4 separate regions of the Homo sapiens genome follow, and all the other regions are linked to region 1. A link is a loop called in an ENCODE intact Hi-C map of the cell type or tissue named here. Cell type or tissue: OCI-LY7. All regions are shown on one strand. Each heading gives the region's core, and the rest is flanking DNA. Links, peaks and the distances in the headings are about the cores only.

Region 1 (5,000 bases), core at 1-5,000:
AACAAAATTACTAAGGGCTTTCTACAACTATATCTAGGTAACGTATTAGGTATTAAACAGTTTAATAACAACCTTTCATGTGGAAGACAAGACAATTTGTTAGCGCAATTCTGTTCTATAAGCTTAACAGCTCTACTGAAGACCAGTCATCACAGAATTCACAGTATTTTGAACTCAAAAGTGCTGATTATACAAAAACCTTTATAGTCTGTGCTTTCATCTTGTAACCTAGTTCCCCAGTCAATTACTCCTCCACCAAAGCATGGCTTTATAAGCTGGCTTCAAATATATGAGTTGACTAGGTTTCAATTAAAACTCTCAAATGTTCGCCAAAATATAGTTATCATGGAAAATTCAACTTTTCCCACCATTATATTTTCAGACTTCACACTCTCTAACTTTAATCTATGGAGGTATTTGTGGCATATTTTTGCTACTGTAAAGATTTAATCACTATTGAAGTAATAAAAAATAGTACTTTAACATACAAAGTAATTGATTTGCAAGGCACAGTTATGGAATAAAGCATGCTACAAAACTGAATTTTCCAAATAAGTGAGGGTTATCCTTTTAAATATATAAGGCCTTTAAAAACTAGCAAAAATAAAAATATTTCTAATATTAACCAATACCCATGTTATTTAAAATCATATAACTAAAATATTATTTATAATTTATGGTCATAATTATAAATGCTAAGTGTTGAACTGTATTAATTCTTTAGATATTCCCAGATTCCATACCTATCTAACCCATGTACTTTTCATAATTCCTCTGATAATTCCTCTGCAGTCTCTTTGCATTCTAAGTTGCTACTGTCTGTGAATCCTTGATGCTTCTAATCTACTGCCTTATTCTGCAAACAATTAAAGTCAGGAGTGTATAAGTGAAGTAGTCAGACTGGCCCTCGATTACTTCTACAAGTGAAAATGCATGAGCTTTGAGATAACTATTCTCTTTACTCTCTGAAAGTAGTTTATACCTACATCCAAGCTCACCCGTGAGAAATACCTATAAAAGTTTCTAAAAGGGTTTTTCCCATATTAAGACAGATTGCCTGACCACATAGGAGAAATAGTGTATTATCACATAGTTCACGCAGGCAGGCTAGAATTATTGGTAAGAACATTAACCTACACTTAAAATGATAAAACAAAAACTTGAATGTTCAAGGACTAATATTCATAGATAATGCTTAAGGCTGCCTTCTTTCATATACAACATTCACCCTTTATCACTGTTTTCCTTATCACTACAACTTTTCTCAGAAGAAGACACTTCCAGATGACAATGAGAGCAGAAATAAATCTATACCGGTGAGAGAAGACAGTTCTGGAGAGGTTGAGCACAGCTAAATATTGAAGGCATCCACGGAGAAGAGCTCCACAGACCTGAAAAAGAAATAAGGCACTCTTCTTTTCAAGTATTTCTAGGTCCAGGAGAATCTTTTATTAGAGGTCCCCTACATCCCATCTAAATAGCTCTTCTGAGACCCCTCAGAGCAAGATATATATATATTTTAAATTTACCATGTCCAGGGAACATTCTGTATTGGATAAATCCAGATGAACAATGGCATTTGGCTGGGCCAAAAAATTATACATGTGCTTGAAAAAAAATAAAAGATAAATGTTAGGATTCTAGAAACACACACATACACACAATGCAAGTTAATGTTTTAAAAGGAAGTTGCCAGAATTTCTCAGATCATTCTCTGCTCTTCCCAAGGGGATTATCAGAATTTTCTGTCATTCCTTTAGGTTCCCTGACAGTGAAAATCCCAAGAATAGTTAAAATTATGTTTGAGTTAAAAAAAGGCCAAATGGAATATTGAAAACCAAACCCCCATTTTGTTATGCATGACTTAGTTTTCCTGGATAGCTTAATTTTTATTATACAATTTTGGAACCGTGCTAATTCATTTTAACCCCTGAGATTAAAATACCACCTGAACTGCAATCACTCTATCAAAATGCTAATCACTTTTGAAAGTGTTTGCAGAACTACGAATCTGAATCTGAACCACAGGATGGTCTCAGGCTATCCTCTCTTCTGTCCGACATAATGATTTTTCTACCCTTAGTTACTTCTCAAAGCTAACAAGAATGGCTTGGCAGCAATATGAGTGCTTTTTTAAAAATTTCACTAATAGCTAAGACACTTCTGGTTTCAGGGGGTCACAATGCTTAAACTTCCCCAGTCCTCTCATTCAAGGCCATCAAAATAATGAGACTGATCAACAGATCAGTTCAACTGAGATACTGAACATCAACAGCAATGTTGTTCTGGAATTACCCTGTATGTGTAGCAACTGCCAGAGCCCACCCATAACAAGCTGAGTCCAAGCTCCCTGCCACCAGGCAAATAGCTTAAATTCTCCTCTGCTTCACTGGATGCCACTGGATACTTGCAAAAACAAACAAGCTTATACTGAGTACGTCCTTGCAAACATTTACTATGTGTAGCAGTTTGGCTATATGGTGCTTCAGAAGAATCCTATCAAGGAATTCAGAAGAGCAAAAAAATAGCCTGTAAACACTTAACACTTTAAAATAACCATACACACAGAATGACATTTATTTTTTTTTATTTATTTATTTATTTATTTATTTATTTATTTATTTATTTATTTATTTATTTTAAGACAGGGTCTGGCTCTATCGCCCAAGCTGGAGTGCAGTGGTATGATCTCGGCTCACCGCCACCTCCACTTCCCGGCATCAAGCCATCCTCCCGCTTCAACCTCCTGAGTGGCTGGGACTACAGGCATGTGACACCACGCCCAGCTAATTTTTGTATTTTTTGTAGAGACAGGGTTTCAACATATTGTCCAGGCTGGTCACAAACCCCTGGACCCCAGAGATCCACCTGCCTTAGCCTCCAAAAGTGCTGGAATTCTAAGTGTGAGCCACTACACCCAGCCATAGAATGGATGTTGTTATGAAAAGTTCTGATTCAGAAAAGTCATTTTGCTCTCACATGAAGATCCTCTGCCTCTCTCTCTCTGTTTGCCTGGCAAAAATTGTCTCAAGAGACTTTTAAGTTTACTGTGGCTTTGCTCCCAGCTACCAGCTGGGGGAGCTCTTATCACCATGAAATGGTGACAAGACTATTTGGCCACACTTCTCCAAAGAGGCCAGGCCCTGCTAGGCTGCTTTCCCTGAGGGCACAGGGTCAGGTAAACTCCTGCACCTGCCGCCAGGCTCCTGGAACTTTTGCCTTCCCCGCCCACTCTCCCCTCCAGCCCACTCTCACTCAGGTCTCATCGTTCCACTCCCCAGAAGCAAGCTACAACAGGACCCACCCTGGCCAGAAAAAGAAATCTTGAGCTATTTTGTTGTTTTAGGTGACTATTAATGTTCCTATTTTAGCTGAATCTTATTAATCTTTAGCCTTTCCTTTTATCCTTCCCTCTATTCTTCTACTTTGCCACAGTATTATTTTGGTGGTGTCACATTGGCCTTGTTTTATTTTGGGGGGGAGCAGATTTATGAACTGTCAGTGAAGGTAACAACTGAAACTGGAAAATGGATTGAAAAATCGTGGCACACCAGGAATCAAGTATTATTTAAATAATTTTAAGTTCAAGGGAGAGGAAAAGGAAAAAAAAATACAAAAAGGCCTTCATTTGTACTTCCTGCCTTACAGGTAAACCAAAACAAGAGAAATAAGAATAAATTTCACAGTGTTTTTCAGCCCTGTGGCAAAGCAGTGGAATGCAAATTAAGGCCATTCAAAGATGGCCGCTGGGTGTAGGCCATGTTGTTAAAGAAACAATTCTATCTTGGTGACTAGAGGGGATCATTTGCCACATATGGAAATGAGATAATACCTAATCCACTGTGTCAAAGATCTGCCAAATATTACATTATTGATTCAGTTACATTAAAAATTTTATTATAATTGAGAGAGTAGTTTTTGCCTTCATATTCAAACTCCGAAGAAATGGCCCCAGGTTATATGTTGACCACTCTTCTCCCTATTTTATTCACGGAATAGACGAGTGCTCAGGTTTATCCCAATACTCCCTTTCAATTGTAACCTATAACCATCAGTCTTCCCAGTAACAATAATAATAATGAGAAAGTTCAGTTAATGTGCCCAATCTTCCTTACCAGGCAATTTTAACCTGTAAGCTAATGGGTTTTTGTTGTTGTTGTTGTTGTTATTGTTTGATACGGAGACTCACACTGTCGCCCAGGCTGGAGTGCAGTGGTGTAATCTCGGCTCACCACAACCTCCGCCTCCAGGGTTCAAGCACTTCTCCTGCCTCAGCCTCCTGAGTACCTGGGACTACAGGCAAGTGCCACCATGCTTGGCTAATTTTTGTATTTTTAGTAGAGATGGGGTTTCACCATGTTGGCCAGGCTGGTCTCGATCTCCTGACCTCGTGATCTGCCTGCCTCAGCCTCCCAAAGTGCTGGGATTACAGGTGTGAGCCACCATGCCTGGTCCCTGTAAGCTAATGTTTTTAAATGAAGAAAAAAATTCTTCAACAGCATTACTTCCAAAAAAATGTGAACTTCAGCATCACTAAATGAGAAAAAAAAATAATTGTGGTGATATATGACATTTAATTAACGAATGCTCTGGAATTTTCAGTAAAACACTTCATAAGCTCGTAACTAAATGATTCAAAGGTGTCATGACAAAGAGAGAGGCAGGAAAATGCACTACAAAGACATGTTTAGAATTATTCCAGGCTTATTAAACACAGCTTCTTCGAAGATGGAATAAAGAAAAGAAAACTTACTGAGAGGTCATCTCCACGAAGGACGTTCCCTGAGAGGTCGAGGTGGACAAGGGTAGAGGCGGTCAATGGATTGGCACTGAGTGACTGAGAAAGGCTGTTCACCCCTGCAACATCAAGAAAATCCAGGCTCAGTTTGCACTCCAGGAAACAAAATGAGGTTTGTGTTTCTATAAATGGCCCAACACTTCCATCAAATTGCAGGACTGAGGTTAACCATGAGCACTGTCCCTGAAAGGTGGCGCTATGA
Region 2 (5,000 bases), core at 1-5,000, 100 kb after region 1:
AACACCAGTGGCTAGTCTCACACAGAAAATTTTCCTAGGCAGGAAACTCAGTGTCTCCTGATTCTTCATTCCTAAACTGTATTCTGCTGATATTGCATGCCCTCTTGTAATTATCATGAGTCCTACACATACAGAACAAGACAGACAAAATCTTCATTGCTGCGGCCCACACCAACATTAGCTTGCCTTACCCTGCTTAATTGGCTCTGATCACTGGGCAGAAACAACTCATTGCTTTTTCCTTTTCACATGCTGACTCAAGTATTCCTGGCATCATTAGTCATGTTTCATAGTGTCTAGAATAAAAACAAACTGACATCCAATTCCAGCAATTATTCCATTTTACACTTTGGAGAAAAGAAGTGATCGACACCTTCCAATCTGCCTAAAATCTCAAGCAGCTAACACTTTTGCAAAACAATTTGACTATGCCACATGCCTGTATCCCCAGCTTCTTGGGAGGCTGAGGCAGGAGGATAGCTTGAGTCCAGGAGTTCAAGGGCAGCCTGGGCAACACAGCAAGACCCCCCCAAATCTCAAAAAAGAAAACAATACAATATGACTAAAAGAAGATTTAAAGTTATGCAAAACATATAATAGACAGTGTCATAATTTTTAAACCAATGAGAAGCTGAAAGATTCTTTTGAAGTTTGCTTATAGACTCCAATTAAGAAATAGAAGTCCTCCTCATGTCTTCTCAATTAAAACCATTCCATTTTCTACTGGCAGAGCATCTGTGGATGAGACAAGCACAGTGCCAGGCACTTGGAAATGTTTGGTGAGTACTGAACGTAAAACATGGAAATGTGGGTTTCTCTAGTAGTGGAGGCAGGAAATCCCCATCAGTAAGGAGTAAAAGCTAATTCCCCTTAGGGCAGTCATTCCTACTTTCTTGGTAGTGCCTGTTAAGTAGAGGCCAGGTGTGGTGGCTCATGTCTGTAATCTCAGCACTTTTGGAGGCCGACACAGGAAGATCGCTTGAGGCCATGAATTCAAGACCAGCCTGGGCAACAAAAAGAAGCCTCCCTTTTTTGTTACAAAAAAATTGTAAAAATGTGCTGGGTGTGGTGGTCTGTGCCTATAGTCCCAGCTGCTACACTTTGAGAGGCTGGGGTGAAAGGATTGTTTGAGCCCAGGAGTTGCAGGCTGCAGTGAGCTATGATCATGCCATTGCACTCCAGCCTAGATGACAGAGCAACACCCTGTCTCTTAAAATAAAATAAAATAAAAAAAGGCCAGGTGCGGTGGCTTATGCCTGTAATCCCAGCACTTTGGGAGGCCAAGGCAGGTGGATCACAAGGTCAGGAGTTTGAGACCAGCCTGGCCAACATGGTGAAACCCCGTCTCTACTAAAAATACAGAAAAATTAGCCAGGCATGGTGGCGCCTGCCTGTAATCCCAGCTACTCAGGAGGCTGAGGCAGAATTGCTTGAACCCGGGAGGCGGAGGTTGCAGTGAGCTGAGATCGCTCCACTGCACTCCAGCCTGGGCGACAGAGCGAGACTTCATCTCAAACAAAACAAAACAAAAAAAGTAGAGAAATCCACATCTAAAAGACAAAACATAATAAAACTGTTGTGTGTGCTAAATACCTTCATTTCTATCACCTAATAGTAGCTATTTTAACTAAGGCAGACATCACCAAAAAAAATTAGCCTTTCAATACTCTCCAGCCTTTACTCTACTGTTGTAGAGAGAATAATGATGCCAAATCCAACATAACTTGACATCAAGAAACGCTTCTACATCAAATGAGTTTCAAAACATCCAGAACACCTGCAGACACATTGCAGGTGTAATGCTACAATAGTAACATGGTTCAACAAGGTCTGGAGGCCTCAAACAGTGAGGATTTTTACTTCTACTTGCCTATCTGCTCAAGATCTTTTTCTCTTTTTTTCTTATGAACTGTTTCTCTCATCGTTCTGTTCCTTCCTTTTCTTTCTTCCAACAGATACCCAAAATGACAGAGTCCATTTGCCAACTCACAGCTAGAGGCAAAGAAATCATTACCCACTCGGAAAAGGGGCCCATAGTTGCATCTGGTGATTATTCTCTATTTCATACGATGCTTTCCCTGAGGCCTCAGTCTTCTACTGAAAATATTTTAATTGTAATTATAAAGTCATGACCATCCACATGTATAGCTGGTTTGCTTCAATTAGAAGTCACTGCAACCAAAAAACAAAGCACTTTCAGTTCCTCACACTCATTGTGTTTAATGTTTCCATTGGTTGAATCTCATGAATGGCTCACTGAATTGAAGAAATGCCCCCAAGTAGGAATTCTAAATTCTGCATCTTCAAAAGATGGTCTTCAAAATCACAGAAAGAAAAGCTGCTGAATTGCAGAATATATACTGCTATTGAAAAGGTTATAAATCTTTTAACTTAAAGAAGGGTAGAATTCTTCACTTAGAAAATTCAGAACAACTTATGTTAATGTTTCATTTGTCTTGAACTAGAAACTGTGAGCATAGTGTTCAACAGATTCAGCTATTCACTTATTCATTGACTTTTATATCTCTGCATATGCTCTTCAGCCTATTATCTGGGGAACTATCAAAGAAAAGTTGTGGCCCAAATGCTGGATTTGCCTGTTCCTCAGTTCATAACAAGTATTTCTCAAATGTAGACCTATAACTATAAACACTTTTAACTTTCCTTGAACCAGAGCATTTAAAAATGCATATAGTCTGTACATTAAATGTGTTCTTAGTGAAGTAAAAGGTGACATCATAGAGTGTTATCTAGTCTGTTGTGATTTTTTTTTTTTTTTTTTTGGAGACAGAGTCTCACTCTGTCACCCAGGCTGGAGTGCAATGGTGCGATCTCGGCCTCGCAGGTTCAAACGATTCTCCCGCCTCAGGCTCCTAAGTAGCTGAGATTACAGGCACCGGCCATCATGCCTGGCTAATTTTTGTATTTTTGTGGAGATGGGGTTTCACCATGTTGTTGGCCAGGCTGGTCTTGAACTCCTGACCTCAGGTGATACGCCCACCTCAGCCTCCCAAAGTGCTAGGATTACAGGCATGAGCCACCACAGCCGGCCTCATGATGTCTTGTATTATCTAGTACTATCATGATTTTCACCTATTGCTTGTTACTTTCATGCAAATTCTAATTGACTTTCAAAGTAAAATCAATAAAAATGACCAGTGTTTATATGACATTTACTATGTGCTGGACCTTAGTCTTTGCTTATATTAACTCATTTAACCCTCCTGACAACCCTATGAAGTGGGTACAGTTATTTCTTCAACGTCCTGGGCGGTGTTCGTTTTCATTTTAAAGTTCCTACTCCTAAACCATACTAACAAAGTTCAAGTAGCAAGATATCAGATTACAAACAACAAGCCAGGCATGGTGGCTCAGGCCTGTAATCCCAGCACTTTGGGAGGCTGAGGTAGGTGGATCACTTGAGGTCAGCAGTTTCACCAACATGGTGAAACCCCATCTCTACTAAAAACACAAAAAGTTAGCCAGGTGTGGTGGCAGACACCTGTAATCCCAGCTACCTGGAAGGCTGAGGCAGGAGGATCACTTGAATCTGTGAGGTGGAGGTTGCAGTGAGCCAAGATTGAGCCTCTGCACTCCAGCCTGGGCGACAGAGCAAGATTCCGTCCTCACCACCCACCCCACACACACACAAAGATTATAAACAACAAAATTAATTCCATGTCCTTATATCATACCAAGGTAACTGCTTTGACACTGCAAATAACCAGTGTGATTGGTAAAATAATTAAATGTATTATTAAATGTATTAATTCTTGGGCTATTTGCCCACAGCAAATTTCCAAGGTTAATCCTACCCTTCATTGTGCATGAGGCAAATACACTCGGATGTATCCAGACAGCAAGTTAGCTATGGTTGAGAGAAAGCAAGAACTGCAGGCAAGAACAAGCCCAAAAACAATCTGTAACCTGATTTTGAAAACTAAATATTAATTTCATCACCTTCTTTACCAAATCTTCTAACAAGTAGCAAGTCAGACTGAAGTTTCTCTCTCTTCCTTCCTCTCCATTCTTTGAGGTGCTAATGAGCAGAAAATGAGAGTCTAAGGCTCAGAATAATCTACAGACTGGAATAATGAGTCTTGGAAAAATTCAAGAGCTGAAAGTGAAGCCTTACTAATTTGCACCATGAAAGAGGCCATTTTTTATGTTAGTGCTGACTGATCCAAATCCAAAATAAAAATACCACCAAATCAATATATAACTCTAGAAAACATGTATTCAAAAGTTTGTCATGATCAAAGCGAACACTGTGATTTATTTGGTATCTATTTATCCCAAAAAAGCTACTACTATTTATCTCTTCTGTTTATCTATGTGAAAATAAATTCCAAATGACTATAACAGGGCATGGTCCATAGTAAGTGCTCAATAAATGTTTACTAAATGAAATGCATGAACGAATCATTAGGCCCCTCAGCATTCTCACTTATCTACTCTGTCTCCAGTCCTCACTCCCTGAAAACCACATTGCACAGAGCCACCAGAGGGATTCTTCTAGAACACAAATATAATCATGCCACTCAACTGTTCGAATCCCGTTCATAGACTTCCCCACACCTCACCAGCAAACTGAAGTTCAAACTCTGTCACAGAGCACCTTTGTTACATCTCCAGCCCATTCTCTCACCACTCTTGGCCTTGGATATATGGCAATAATAGTGAAATTCCCCTTGCCTACATGGTGTTCCCTCCTCCCTTCTGTGAACTGGATGCCTTAGATAACGGTTCTCCTGATAAGTTGTACATAACTTTATAGCTGCACTTAGCTCACCACATTACTATCTGTTTTAATGTCCAACTTTCCTCTCTCACCGAATGTGAACTCTGTAAAGAAAGATTATCTTATTAATCATTGTCCCTCCAGCATCTAAAAGAGTACTCAGCACATAATAGGTACTCGATAAATGTTTGCTGGATGCTTGGATAGATGAATGGATGGGCGAAATTAAATAGTGTTACATCTATCCAAAAGGAAATTC
Region 3 (7,797 bases), core at 1,481-6,480, 220 kb after region 1:
CCAAAGTAAATAGAAGAAAGAAAATAATACAGGTCATAGCAGAAATCAATGAAATTGAAATTGGACCCATAACTTTTTAAAATTAGTAAAACTTAATCTGGGTCTTTGCAAAAAAATTTATTAAATTTTATGCAACACTTGGTGGACTGATCAAGACAAAAAGATAGAAGACACAAATGACCAATATTAGGAATGAGAGGGGGACATGATTACAAATATTAAAAGGGATAATATTGGAGATATTATGAAGAACATTATGCCAATAAATTTTACAGGTTAAATGAAACCTACACATCCCTTGAAAGATAAAAATGTCAAAAGTGACTCAAGAAGAAATAGAAAAAATCTGAAAAGCCCTAAATCTACGAAAGACATTTGAATTTCAAAATAAAAACCATCCCATAAAGAAAAGGAAAAACAGTCACATCAATTATCTCTTTACACACACAAACAACCATAAGGCAAAATTCAACATCCATTCAAAATAAAAACTCTCATTAACTAGGATAGAGGAGAATTTCCTCAAATTAATAAATTGAATCTATGGAAAACCTATAAGTAATGTTATATTTACTGGTGGAAGCATTTAGTCCCCCTTATGCTTCCCTCCTTAAATCAGAACCAAGACAAGAGTATCTACTCTTCCTATTTATACTCAATATTATGCTAGAAGTCTTAGCAATACTAATAAGGCAAGAATAAGAAATGAAAGACATAATGGGCAGAAAGGAAGAAAAGCCTGTCTTATTTGAAGATGGCATGACTGTATACATAGAAAATCCTAAGCAGGCCAGGCATGGTGGCTCACGCCTGTAATCCCGGAACTTTGGGAGGCCGAGGAGGGCGGATCACGAGGTCAGGAGATGGAGACCATCCTGGCTAACACGGTGAAACCCCGTCTCTACTAAAAATACAAAAAATTAGCCAGGTGTGGTGGTGGGTACCTGTAGTCCCAGCTACTCGGGAGGCTGAGGCAGGAGAATGGTGTGAACCTGGGAGGCAGAGCTTGCAGTGAGCCAAGATGGCACCACTGCACTCCAGCCTGGGCTACAGAGCAAGACTCCGTCTCAAAAAAAAAAAAAAAAAAATTTGCTGGGCATGGTGGTGTGTGCCTGTAGTCCTAGCTACCTGGGAAGCTAAGATGGAAGACTCACCTGAGTCCAGAAGGTCGAGACTACAGTGAGCCATGATCCCACCACTGTACTCCTGCCTGGGTGACAGAGTGAGATCTTGTCTCAAAAAAATAAATAAAATAAAATAAAGAGAGAGAAACACTCAGCAATAAAACGAAATGAACTAATATTATATATGGCAATATGGATGAATCTCAAAAACATTATGCTAAGAAAAAGAAATCTAGACACAAAAGAGTGTGTACTTGTGGTAACAGGAGGCATACAGTTGTCTAACCTCAGATTCCATGGGGATTCTATTTTTGGAAATCAGAAAAGATAAAATAACTCTCAGAATGATATATATATTACTAGAAATGTTTATTTCTGTAGGTTATTGGGAAGAATCTGCTTTGTACCTCATTCAGGATGTTGACAGAATTTAGTTCCTTGTGATTATGGAACTGAAATCTCTGTTTCCTTGCTGGCTGTCACTCAGGGCCCATTCTCAGCTCCGAGGGCCAGCTTACTTTCCTTGGCATGTGGCCCCTTTCCATTTTCAAAGTGAGCAAAGCTAGAATCTCTCTTGCATCAAACTCCTCTCATGCTTCTAACCTCTTTCACCAGAAAGAGACTTGTCCTTTTTAAGGACTCACCTGGACAGGTCAGGACCACCAAGTATAGTCTCTCTTTCTCTCTCTCTCTCTTTTTTTTTTTTTTTTTTTTTTTGAGACAGGGTCTCACTGTGGTTGCCCAGGCTGGAGTGCGGTGGCACAATATTGGCTCACTGCAGCCTCAACCTCCCAGGCTCAAGTGATTCTCCTGTCTCAGCCTCCTGAGTAGCTGGGATTACAGGTGCACACCACCATGCGTGGCTAACATTTTTGTATTTTTAGTAGAGACAGGGTTTCACTACATTGCTCAGGCTGGTCTCAAACTCCTGGACTCAAGCAATCTGCCTGCCTTGGCTTCCCAGAGTGCGGGATTGCAGGCGTGAGCCACTCACTGCACCTGGCTAGTCTCTCTCTCTCTCTCTCTCTCTCTCTCTCTCTTTATTTATTTATTTATTTATTTATTTATTTAACTTTAAGTACTGGGATACATGTGCAGAACGTGCAGATTTGTTACATAGGTATACAAGTGCCATGGTTGTTTTCTGTACCCATCAACTTGTCATCTAGGCTTTAAGCCCTGCATGCATTAGGTTAATTCTCTCCCTCCCTTTCCTCCTCACCCTAGTCCCTCTTTCTTAAAGTCATCTGTACTACATATAACACAACCTAATAATGAAAGATCCCATCATATTTACAGGTCCCTTCCATGCTCTAGGGGAGGGAATATACCACAATCTGCTACCACAATAAAGTTGGCATAAAACATAGAAAAAATTAAGAGAAATTTCAGCAAATCATTGTATTGTGAATGCTGAATGATGGGCGATACGTGTTTTTGTTTAGTTTTACTAACTTTGTTGTGTATGTGTGTGTGTGTTGTATTTTTAGCATATTGATCAATCACAAAAAGAATACTAAACTACTTTTATTAGTGAATGTACTTATTTTTCACATTTCTTTTCTATTTTTATTAATATCTGTATACTCAGGATTAACCTTTGTTGTTTGCTTCTGTCCTCTGGAACCTGATATCTGGGGCAATTTCAAAAAGTAATTTCTGAAGTGGGGGCAATAAATAAGTCAACCTAAAAAGAGAAAATAGCAGTCTGAGAAATCTTTCCAAATTTTCTGTTTAAAAAATCTGGCCACATAAGAAGTAAAAATAATAATAGCCATCAATGATGCTAAGCCACTGACACATTTCATCAGCATTGCTTATCTCCTATTTTCCCATTGTTCAATGTCGTCACATGAATTGTCATAAAAATGAGATTATTATTGTTCAGTTGCTCATTAGTTCAGGCTGTGGAGATCTCCTAAAAAGGATAACTTGTCTTTTGAGACCTCCCTATTTGTTACTAGAGAAAAGTGTGGGATGTTTTGGATTGCAGATGGAAAGTTTTCCTCTTTAACTGAACTCTTGAGATTGTAGTGAAATCATCCATGTCCTGAAGCATCATAATCGTTCCCATATGGACGAATTCATTCAATAAACAGTTATATTTGCATATATAGATTATCCCTAGAAATAGTTTGTCCCTGTTTTGGGAATCTTTGCTGTTCAAACAGCTCTCAAGGGTATATAAGAGGGTTTTACTCCTCTTACCCACCTCCCCATTACAACTCAGTTCCCTAGTGTTTTCCTCCAAATATTTTTAAGAAGTGAGGTAAGCTGGCTCTGAGGCTTCTAAATTCTGAATTCTGGCTCATTTTAACTGAGTCATTCCGGAGGTCCTAGCCTTGAAACAACTTATCTTTGGTTCCAATAAACAATAAGCTTAAGAAAAAAAGTTAGCTGTCTAATAGCCCCATGATTCCCTTGGCTATCTAGCTAGAAACTCTGTTCGCAAATCTGCTGCATCTTTGATGAATAGGAAATTTACAAATAATTCACAATTATGTTGAGTCAGCGCAGGTAGGGAGTTATCAGACAGTCAAAATACTTTAAAAGTGACCTGTTGGAAAAGTACTAATTTAAAAACCTGCTCAGATTTTTGCTTTCTTTCTAGCGATTACCTTAAGATTGTATTGCACCCTTTGTTATATTTTTAGATATTTAGATTTTCTTTTCCTTTATTGCTGATATTGTTATTGCTCTATGAAGCAATACAACTTTTAGCCATCTGCTTCTCTTCCTCTTTTGGATAATTGACATTTTGTCAAATGGCAAAAAAACAGTATCAACCATACTAAGTAATAACTAGCATTTATTAACCCTTCCTTCATGTTGAAGATAAAGCACTTCAAGTGTTTTATCTCATGTAACTCTCGAGACAACTTAAGAGGTAGGTGCTTTTATTATCTCTAGTATTTAAATAGGGAAGCTTCACTCCAGACGGGTTAGATAACTGTCCCTAAGTCACACATTGACACCACAGAGTAGTTCTGATGATAGGTTGTGGTGCTTCTACACATTCCCAATCTAAAATGCCAGTAAAGAAGTGACTGCTACTGCCATCTGCTGGTAACTAGCAGAGTTGCTAGCTACTTTTGCTCATGCTGCAATTAAAAATCTGTACAAATTAGTGTTTGCAATGAGAGCTCTCTTCTGACACACGTTGGTGTCTCATGATGCCATCTATCATGCTAGTGTTTAGAACAGTCCCTGACACACCGTAAGCACTCAATATTTATGGAATGAACAAATGGAGATCCCAGGAGAGTTTTTGTTGGTAAAACTTCTCAAGTTGTCCTGAAAGAACACAGAAGCTGTCTCCACACAAAGCAGTGATGGTCTTTCTTTCTTTCTTTCTTTCTTTCTTTCTTTCTTTCTTTCTTTCTTTCTTTCTTTCTTTCTTTCTTTCCTTTCTTTCTTTTCTTTCTTTCTTTCTTTCTTTCTTTCTTTCTTTCTTTCTTTCTCTCTCTCTCTCTCTCTCTCTCTCTCTCTCTCTCCTTCCTTCCTTCCTTCCTTCCTTCCTTCCTTCCTTCTTTTTTTCTTGAGATGGAGCTCTGTTTCCCAGGCTGGAGTGAAGTGGTGCGATCTCGGCTCATTGCAACCTCCACCTCCTGGGTTCAAGCAATTCTTCTGTCTCAGCCTCCCGAGTAGCTGGAATTACAGGTGTCTGCCACCACACCTGGCTAAGTTTTGTATTTTTAATAGAGACGGGGTTTCACCATGTTGGGCAGGCTGGTCTCGAACTCCTGACCTCAGGTGATCCGCCCAACTCAGCCTCCCAAAATGTTGGGATTACAGGCATGAGCCACCACGCATGACATATGATGCTGTTTTTCAAGTGTTTACTTCATTCACTGTGCTGCCTCTGCATTTACAATCTCCTTTGAATTTCCTTGTTATAACCTAGTTTATAAGTGGAGTCTCACTCATGTTTAAATCTAACTTTATCAGTTACATCGTATAGGTTTTAGAAGGAATCCTAGTTTCAGAACTGACAGAACTGAAAAATCCTGGCTAGTGTTTCCCAAGCCCTGTTTCAAAAGATGGTGATTTTAAAAAAGTGTTTAATAGACAAATAAGTTTCAGAAGCAGTACATTAGATAAATTTCCCTTGTTTTCTTTCTTTCTTTTTTTTTTTTTTTTCACTGTAGAACTTCTTAGAGTATTGAGGCAGGAGAATGGCGTGAACCTGGGAGGCGGAGCTTGCAGTGAGCCGAGATTGCGCCACTGCACTCCAGCCTGGGCGACAGTGAGACTCCGTCTCAAAAAAAAAAAAAAAAAAAAAAAAAAAAAGAACTTCTCCGAGTATTAGAAATCTTTGAGAAGGGTTATACATAAAACCGTATTTGGCAGCTTGGGCTGCCATAAAAAAATATCATGGGCTAGGGTCTTAAACAAGAAAAATTAATTTTCTTACAGTCTGGAGGCTGGAAGTTCAAGATCAAGGTGCTGACTTGTTAGGTTTCCAGTGAAGGCTCTCTTCCTGGCTTACACATACCTGCCTTCTTGTTTTGTCTTCACAGGGTCTTTTCTTGGAGGATGATATTGGAGAGAGTGAGAGGTGCTCTTCTTATGTCTCTTCTATTAATGACACTAATCCAATTGGATCAGTTCTGCACCCTTATGACCTAATTCAACCTTAAATACTTCCTTAGAGGCCCCATCTCCAAATACAGCCATACAGGAGGTGAAGACTTCAAAATATGAATCTGGGGGGGACACAAACATTCAGTCCACTTACAAATAGGACTTGATCACAGATTCTTTCTCATTTAGCTCCTATTAACATCCTAAAAGACATTAGTGTTTTGTGGAACTCACTTGGAAATTTCCAATATACCAAACTCCAGTTACTACAGATGGAGTCCAGTGAGAATAATTTTCCTAATATCATACAGCTAGTTATTGGCAAAGCTAGAACTCTCATTTTAAGTGTTGTTTTCATGATATCATGCTTGTTCTATTTTATTTCTCCATACGAAAATAAACACTAGTATTGCCTTTGCAGAACTTTACAGTTATAAAGGGGATGTGAACTAACATTTATTGAGTGCTACTATGTGACTTTTCTACCCTCCCCCGTGCTAAATGGGTTAAACATTCCAGAATTTATGACTGTTGCATTTCACATCATGATTTAATAAATGCTTGAATGACAGCCTCTATGGGATGAGTCAGTGAGAGTCTGCCCTGAGAGATACATCTTGCTGATTTTCTATGTGTCAGGCACACAGAAAATGTTTTTTTTTCTTTTTTTTCTGAGACAGAGTCTCACTGTGTTGCTCAGGCTGGAGTGGGGTGGCACTATCTTGGTTCACTGCAATCTCCGCCTCTTGGGTTCAAGCAATTCTCCTGCCTCAGCCTCTCAAGTAGCTGGGACCACAGGCACCAGCCACCACACCTGGCTAATTTTTTGTGTGTTTTTAGTAGAGATGGGGTTTCACTGTGTTGATCAGGCTGGTCTTGAATTCCTGACCTCGTGATCCGCCCGCCTCGGTCTTCCAAAGTGCTCGGATTACAGGCATGAGCCACCGCACCGGGCGGCCTTTTTTCTTTCTTTCTTTCTTTCTTTCTTTCTTTCTTTCTTTCTTTCTTTCTTTCTTTCTTTCTTTCTCTCTCTCTCTCTCTCTCTCTCTCTCTCTCTCTTTCTTTCTTTCTTTCTTCTTTCCTTTCTTTTTTTTTTTTTTTTCTCGCCCAGGCTGGAGTGCAGTGGCCCGATCTCAGCTCACTGCAAGCTCCACCTCCTGCGTTCATGCCATTCTCCTGCCTCAGCCTCCCAAGTAGCTGGGACTACAGGCCCTGTTTGTATTTTTAGTAGACACGAAAGTAGCCAGGATGGTCTGGATCTCGGGACCTCATGATCCGCCCGCCTCGGCCTCCCAAAGTGTTGGGATTACAGGCGTGAGCCACGGCGCCCGGCCGGGTTTTTTTCTTTTTTTTTTTAATTTTAATCTTTTAAAAACCTTTAAACTGACAAATAATAATTGTACATATTCATGGGGGTATATAGTATTGTTTTGAAACATAATGTATGGTGATTAGATCAGGGTAATTAGCATATCCATCATCTGAAACAATGGTCATTTCTTGGGTTGGGAACATTCTGTATCCTCCTCCTCCTCTAGCTATTCGAAACTATGTATTACCTACAGTGGTATAGAACAATAGAACTTATTCCTCCTATCTACCTGTAATTTTGTCCTTTAACAAATCTCTCCCTATCCTGCCCCCGACCCACCCTTCCCATGACCCTCCCCAGCCTCTGGTATCCTCTGTCCTACTTTTTACTTCTATGAGCTCAACATTTTTTTTTTTTTTAGCTTCCACATATGTGTGAGAACATGTGGTGTTTAACTTTCTGTTCCTGGCTTATTTCACTTAACATAACGTCCTCCAGTTCCAGCCGTGCTCACATTGGCCTTTTTTTTATGCTCTAGAAAGTTATATTGTTTTCTGCCACAGACTTCATAATGCTGTGTTCTTTTCTACTCTTCTTTTTTACTTCCCACCTTGTTCTCCTGCACTTCAGATGCACAGAATTGTGTTAACCATAAACTTTGGGTGTTTATATGCCATCATCCTTGATCCATTCACAATACCATTCAATAATATAATAAACATCCAACCCAACAATCAGAATAAGTAACCTATATTTATCTACATGTGCCTTTCTTGT
Region 4 (5,000 bases), core at 1-5,000, 66 kb before region 1:
GCATTAAAAGAGCAATCTATTGCTCTACTCCTTCCAAATTAGCTATGAGTTTGTACCAGCTCAGAAAATCGATTTCCTTTAGGAGAGGGATCCTTGCACTTCGGGCAGCTGCTGCCATGTGAAAGGTTCTATCTTTGGGTGGCTTGGAATTGATGGTTAGGCTGAAAGTATACACGAAATTATTATCAATAGTATAAAATCCCGACTTGCACTTTTTACACACACAAAAATATGCTTTTTCATTACACTAACAGCAAATTTAACTCTGGTTTTCTACTACTTAACAACTTATTAGCCTAGTTAGAACAATGAATGAAGACAATATTTATTAGAACAAAAGCTGCTTTCATGACTTAAAAACTCATGCCTACCTATATATTCTTTTTTTGATGAAGAGCTCTTGTGTTTCTCTGTCACTCCCTCAACACCCAGGGCCCTGCTCCTCACCCTAGGACTCAACACAGGCTCATCTCAGGAATGGCCCTCCCTGCTTACCTCCTTGGCCCTTTAAACCAGATAAAGTCTACCCTCCTAACGTGGCTTGTCCTGAGAGTTGAATTCAAAGAGATCTACATCTACTCCTGCCTCTTTAGGCATCATGGCAACATGAATGTTTTTACAATGGATGCTGACTCACAGGGGCTGTGCCTGCTGCAGGCCTGTCCCTTAAGTTCTGAGGGTGGTCTTCCAACTGCATTTTTTAAAATTATTCCTTTCCTCCACCCTCAACTCACTCACTTAAAACAAACAAACAACCTTTTTCTTCCTTTCACAAAACTAAACCAAATTAAACAAACAAAAAAACTTACTTCCAAACAAAGTTTACACAGTTTAAAACCAACGTTACAGTAGGTGAGCCAGTCTTTCATAACCAACTTTTCCTCATTCCAAACCACATCATCTATAAACCTAATAAAATACATTTTACTAGCTTGTTTTTTCCTTCACCCTTTTCCAATTTACACATGACCAAATAAATCTGGTAGGAAACGTGGTATGTGGAGTTGATTTCAAATTTTTAATTCAAATCTATTTCTTATTATTTGTTTTCTTTTAGGGCTAGTCTAAGAGCTTTCCAGAACAATTATCCTATAACATAGTGTCCAACTTCTAATGCCTCAAAAGGCAAACAAACTCAAAATACTTATGAAATATAAATGTTATAATAAGATGGACAACCAAGTTTTTAAAAACTTGACAATTTCCTCCACCCAGATTAAATATATGTGCAGGTTTATATAATTATATAGAAAACTGTTTTTCAGCCTTATTTAGTGATATTAGAATGTTGCTTACAATCTTGGATTATACATTAGGCTTTCTTTGCTGTTCTCCTTGTATAGGACAGGACTTTACATAGAGAACCCTCAAATATTTTATTCACAGACTTTAAAACATGATAACAGTGGTTTATAAATAAGTAAACTTCTTAACACACTACATTCCCTCCTAGGTTAGAAAAGTAATATCGGCCATATCAGATCCTTGGTGTTCAAAGTTAAAACAAGTACTATTTCTTAACAATGGCTTCATCTAAAAATTACTAAAATCACAAGCTAATGTAGAAACATTTGGACATATAAGTAACCAAAACCTAGTCTTACCACCACCACCTCAGATTATAAGGAATTATTAAAAAGTAAACATTTTGTAAGACATAAACATATTGAATACAGAGGATGATATAGACACAAACAATTGTTTCATGGTAAAGTGAGAAGTAGCTATGCTGATTAATATAAATTTTAAAATAATGAAATAGGATTCAGATAAAATTTTCCTTAGAGTGAAAAGGTATTAACAACCTAAATACTCTAGTTATAGGGCCAGATGGATATGCTACATGAAATTTAGAAAATGGATAAGAAATTAAGACCTACAGTTAGGTAAACATTATAGTGTGCATTCCATCTTCTAAAGCACATCAAATCAGGTTAACGAAACAGAATCTCATCTAAACAGGAAGCCCAAATTTAAGGGTTTGTCAAAAAGTTGTGTAACAAAAGAAAACAGGTAAGACCAAGAAAGAGTCACCCTATATATATTTTTTATTTGAAAAAGTCTTTCTCCACATTTTTAATGGCTTATTTATAATTTTATTTGAAGATATTTTCCTGTCACAAAAACCTTTAAGAGTTACCTAATCTATTTCTCCTAATTAGGAATTTTCCCACTATGGCTACAGGGCCTTAGAAGGGGGCTGAAGCTTCAGCTTTATTCACTTCATTAGCGGCCTCTTTAGGACTTTTCTGAAAGAATTGTCTGAGGGTGGGGACAGTGTTTTGTTTGGTCTGATTTCAAAAGGTGAGATTTAAAAAAAAAAAAAAAAACAATGGCACAGTCCAGTGAAAAGGGTAACGGTACCACCAGAGGATGTGTCTTACCATACAGGTATCCAGATCTTCCAAACGCTCTATCTCTGTTAGCTCCTCCACTGTGATGATGGAACGTTTAACTGGCTTCTCCTCAGCCAGCTCGATCTCTAAGGATTCTTGTTGAGGAAGGGTCTTGCCACGTCTGCTGAAATGGTCAGCCTAGAAGGTCAAGACGTGTACGAGGAGAAATTAAAGTACAGAGAAAGTGCTGGTTAGCAGGATTCCTGAAGACGTCTTCCACAAGATGGCGCAGTGGAGCACAAAGCTGACGAGTGACAAGGACAATTCTTAATACATTCACAGTACAGTAACTTACCTCCTTTTATTATCTTTCTTTGGAGGACAGAGTGTTTTAAGCAATAAGTTATAAATCTCTTAGTAAATGAAGAGACAACATAGTAGTGTTCTTTTTATTAATTTTATTTGATAATTCCTCTGAAGAAATTTCCTTCTATACTAAAAAGTATCTGAGAGTAATAAAACAATTCCAACTTTCATTATTTTTAAAGGACTGAAAAGAAGGAAATTACTAGCAAAATTTTAATTCCTGCTCGCTTTCATTGTTTTCATATAATGAATACCATATTTGATATGATTTCTTAATTTCCAGTGTTATACTTTAGGTAAACATAAAAAATTAAATAAGAGGTAGAATAAGCTTGGCTGAAATTAACAAACTTCAGTGCTGAGCTGATCTGACACCAGGAACTTTGATTTAATTCTTCTGAAACAATGAAAACCAGTTGGCAAGTCCACGGAAACTTTGAGAACGTTTACAAACTTAAGTTGGTGAAAATGGTATCTGAAAGTCATTGAAACCAAGGTTTCATTTTGAAGACAGTATTTCCTTCATATGAGACTTAATCTCTTTCCTTATAATCTAAATCAGCAGTATTAATGTTAAAATGAAGTTCAAACCAAAAGTGCATTCAGCAAATTTTTTCGCAATTAAAAAAATCAATACTTTCTGAGTAAATTCTTTAAGAAAAAACAAATGCAAAAAAGTGAAAAATTCAAACTTTCAGTGTAGTTCTCACATGAAGATTTCTGTTAGTATAATATGTACTATTTGTGTCATAAGTAAGCATTTTAAGGCCATTCCTGGAGCCATGGGTTATCAATAAACTGTTTCTAAAATAAGTTTATTTTAAAAGGATGCTCTAGGCCAGGTGCAGTGGCTTATACCTGTAATCCCAGCACTTTGGGAGGCTGAGGCAGGTGGATCACTTGAGGTCAGGAGACTGAGAAAGGATTTCACATGGTGAAACCTCATCTCTACTTAAAATACAAAAATTAGCCAGGTGTGGTGGCACACACCTGTAATCCCAGCTACTCGGGAGGCTGAGTCAGGAGAATCACTTGAACCTAGGGGCAGAGGTTGCAGTGAGCCAAGATCGCACCACTGCACTCTGGCCTGAGTGACAGAGCAAGACTCCATCCTGAATGAATGAATGAATGAATGAATGAATGAATGAATACTCTATTGCTTTTGTTTGTACTTATTTAAAAAAAGGCTGAATCAGGAGCTCTAAACAATCATGTAGCTCTTTACTGTGCCAGGAAATAGAAAACAGTGTTTCTTACATTCAATGTGGTGATAAACTGGTTTTTTATATTTCCAATTTAGCACAAACCAATACACTGTTAAAATACAATAAAAAAGAAAAATCAGAAAGATAACATGTGTTTGGATACTCTATCTTTTTTGGTGCTACAATGAAAAACTATATTTTTTCATATGCACTGATATTGGAAGCTCAAGAAGTTTCTGGATGCTTCCTCTGGGGAACCATCCATTAGTGGGCCACCTCTGGTCCACAGGCAGCATTTGAATTGTGCTATTAGAGATATCTGTCTTGTCTTTCAGATTTTGGAAGACAGTCTTACACGTTTTTCTCAAATGAATTTTTCAAAAACATGCATTTTGTCTGTTTCACGCAGAAGAAGCTATTGCTGCTCCTCTCATTTTAGGATTCTCTAGGGTCACCCAACAATTCAATGCCATAAAACTGGTATCTCCATCCCGCACAGTTAAGAAAACATTGAAGAATTATTTTTCTTGAAGGAAACATTGCTATAACTTTCCTGGGAGACTTCCACTGCATCATATTGAGGCATTAGATATAACCAGTTATAAAAGCTTCATCTGTACCTCAGAGAACTTCCTGAAGTTTGCGCAACATTGAGTTTCTGATACATTTTTTCATATGCACTGATATTGGAAGTAAAATCCCCTACCTTGAGGCAGAACCAGTCTCTAGATGAAGAAATTTTTTTTTTACCTTGGTTATATCCAAGGCACCTGTGGGGCAGTCAGCAGCTATCCATTACTAAATTATGCCCATTTTGTTCTTGCACTTTCTTTATTCAAATATTTTTATTTTCTCCCATGTTTTTAGAATAGTCCATTATCAAATAATCATATCAACAACAAAATGAGCAAAGATAAATTAAAATGTTAATTTCAGACTTCAGTCTCAACATTTCTTCCCCAAGCTTTTGACCTTTATAATAAATGAACAATAAGATTTCTGGATACAATCAGTTCTGCTTTCCCTTATCATTCCCTCTGGAGAAGTTCTAACATGCTCCAGAATGGCTAGAAGCAACATAGAAGAGAAAGGA

Evidence for each region. A loop is a pair of places that touch in the nucleus more often than their neighbours do. Peaks named below come from ENCODE experiments on the same cell type or tissue, not always from the same donor. Only the 100,000 strongest peaks of a DNase experiment are listed, where the experiment ranks them.
Region 2: a loop joins it to region 1, with 6 times the contacts of the local background. A loop is called at or near these places in 3 of 110 quality-filtered maps.
Region 3: it touches region 1 in a loop (6-fold over the local background); 98 of 110 quality-filtered maps call a loop at or near these places.
Region 4: a loop joins it to region 1, with 2.5 times the contacts of the local background. A loop is called at or near these places in 11 of 110 quality-filtered maps.

Annotation. Positions count from the first base shown.
Region 1 is chr6:25,488,339-25,493,338 of GRCh38, reverse strand. CARMIL1 (capping protein regulator and myosin 1 linker 1) reads right to left here. Exons shown (of 37, transcript NM_017640.6): 13 at 4,754-4,857; 14 at 1,530-1,607; 15 at 1,315-1,391. Among named protein-coding and RNA genes, the nearest start is that of SCGN, 160 kb to the left of the region's middle. In OCI-LY7, for the core only: CTCF peaks have their summits at 3,058 (motif pointing right) and 4,795; DNase peaks (open chromatin) are centred at 3,088 and 3,738; H3K27ac peaks cover 745 bases.
Region 2 is chr6:25,384,898-25,389,897 of GRCh38, reverse strand. The region is part of intron 2 of CARMIL1 (capping protein regulator and myosin 1 linker 1); the gene reads right to left. All of the region lies in intron 1 of LOC124901281 (a long non-coding RNA gene), which reads left to right. Among named protein-coding and RNA genes, the nearest start is that of CARMIL1, 110 kb to the right of the region's middle. In OCI-LY7, for the core only: no CTCF peak of the experiment used is centred there; DNase peaks (open chromatin) are centred at 957, 1,777, 2,207 and 2,877; H3K4me3 peaks cover 4,602 bases; H3K27ac peaks cover 5,000 bases.
Region 3 is chr6:25,262,257-25,270,053 of GRCh38, reverse strand. No RefSeq gene overlaps it. Among named protein-coding and RNA genes, the nearest start is that of CARMIL1, 13 kb to the left of the region's middle. In OCI-LY7, for the core only: CTCF peaks have their summits at 3,977 and 4,196 (motif pointing left); a DNase peak (open chromatin) is centred at 4,183.
Region 4 is chr6:25,554,235-25,559,234 of GRCh38, reverse strand. CARMIL1 (capping protein regulator and myosin 1 linker 1) reads right to left here. Exons shown (of 37, transcript NM_017640.6): 29 at 2,385-2,534. Among named protein-coding and RNA genes, the nearest start is that of SCGN, 95 kb to the left of the region's middle. In OCI-LY7, for the core only: CTCF peaks have their summits at 2,393 and 2,608 (motif pointing right); a DNase peak (open chromatin) is centred at 2,624.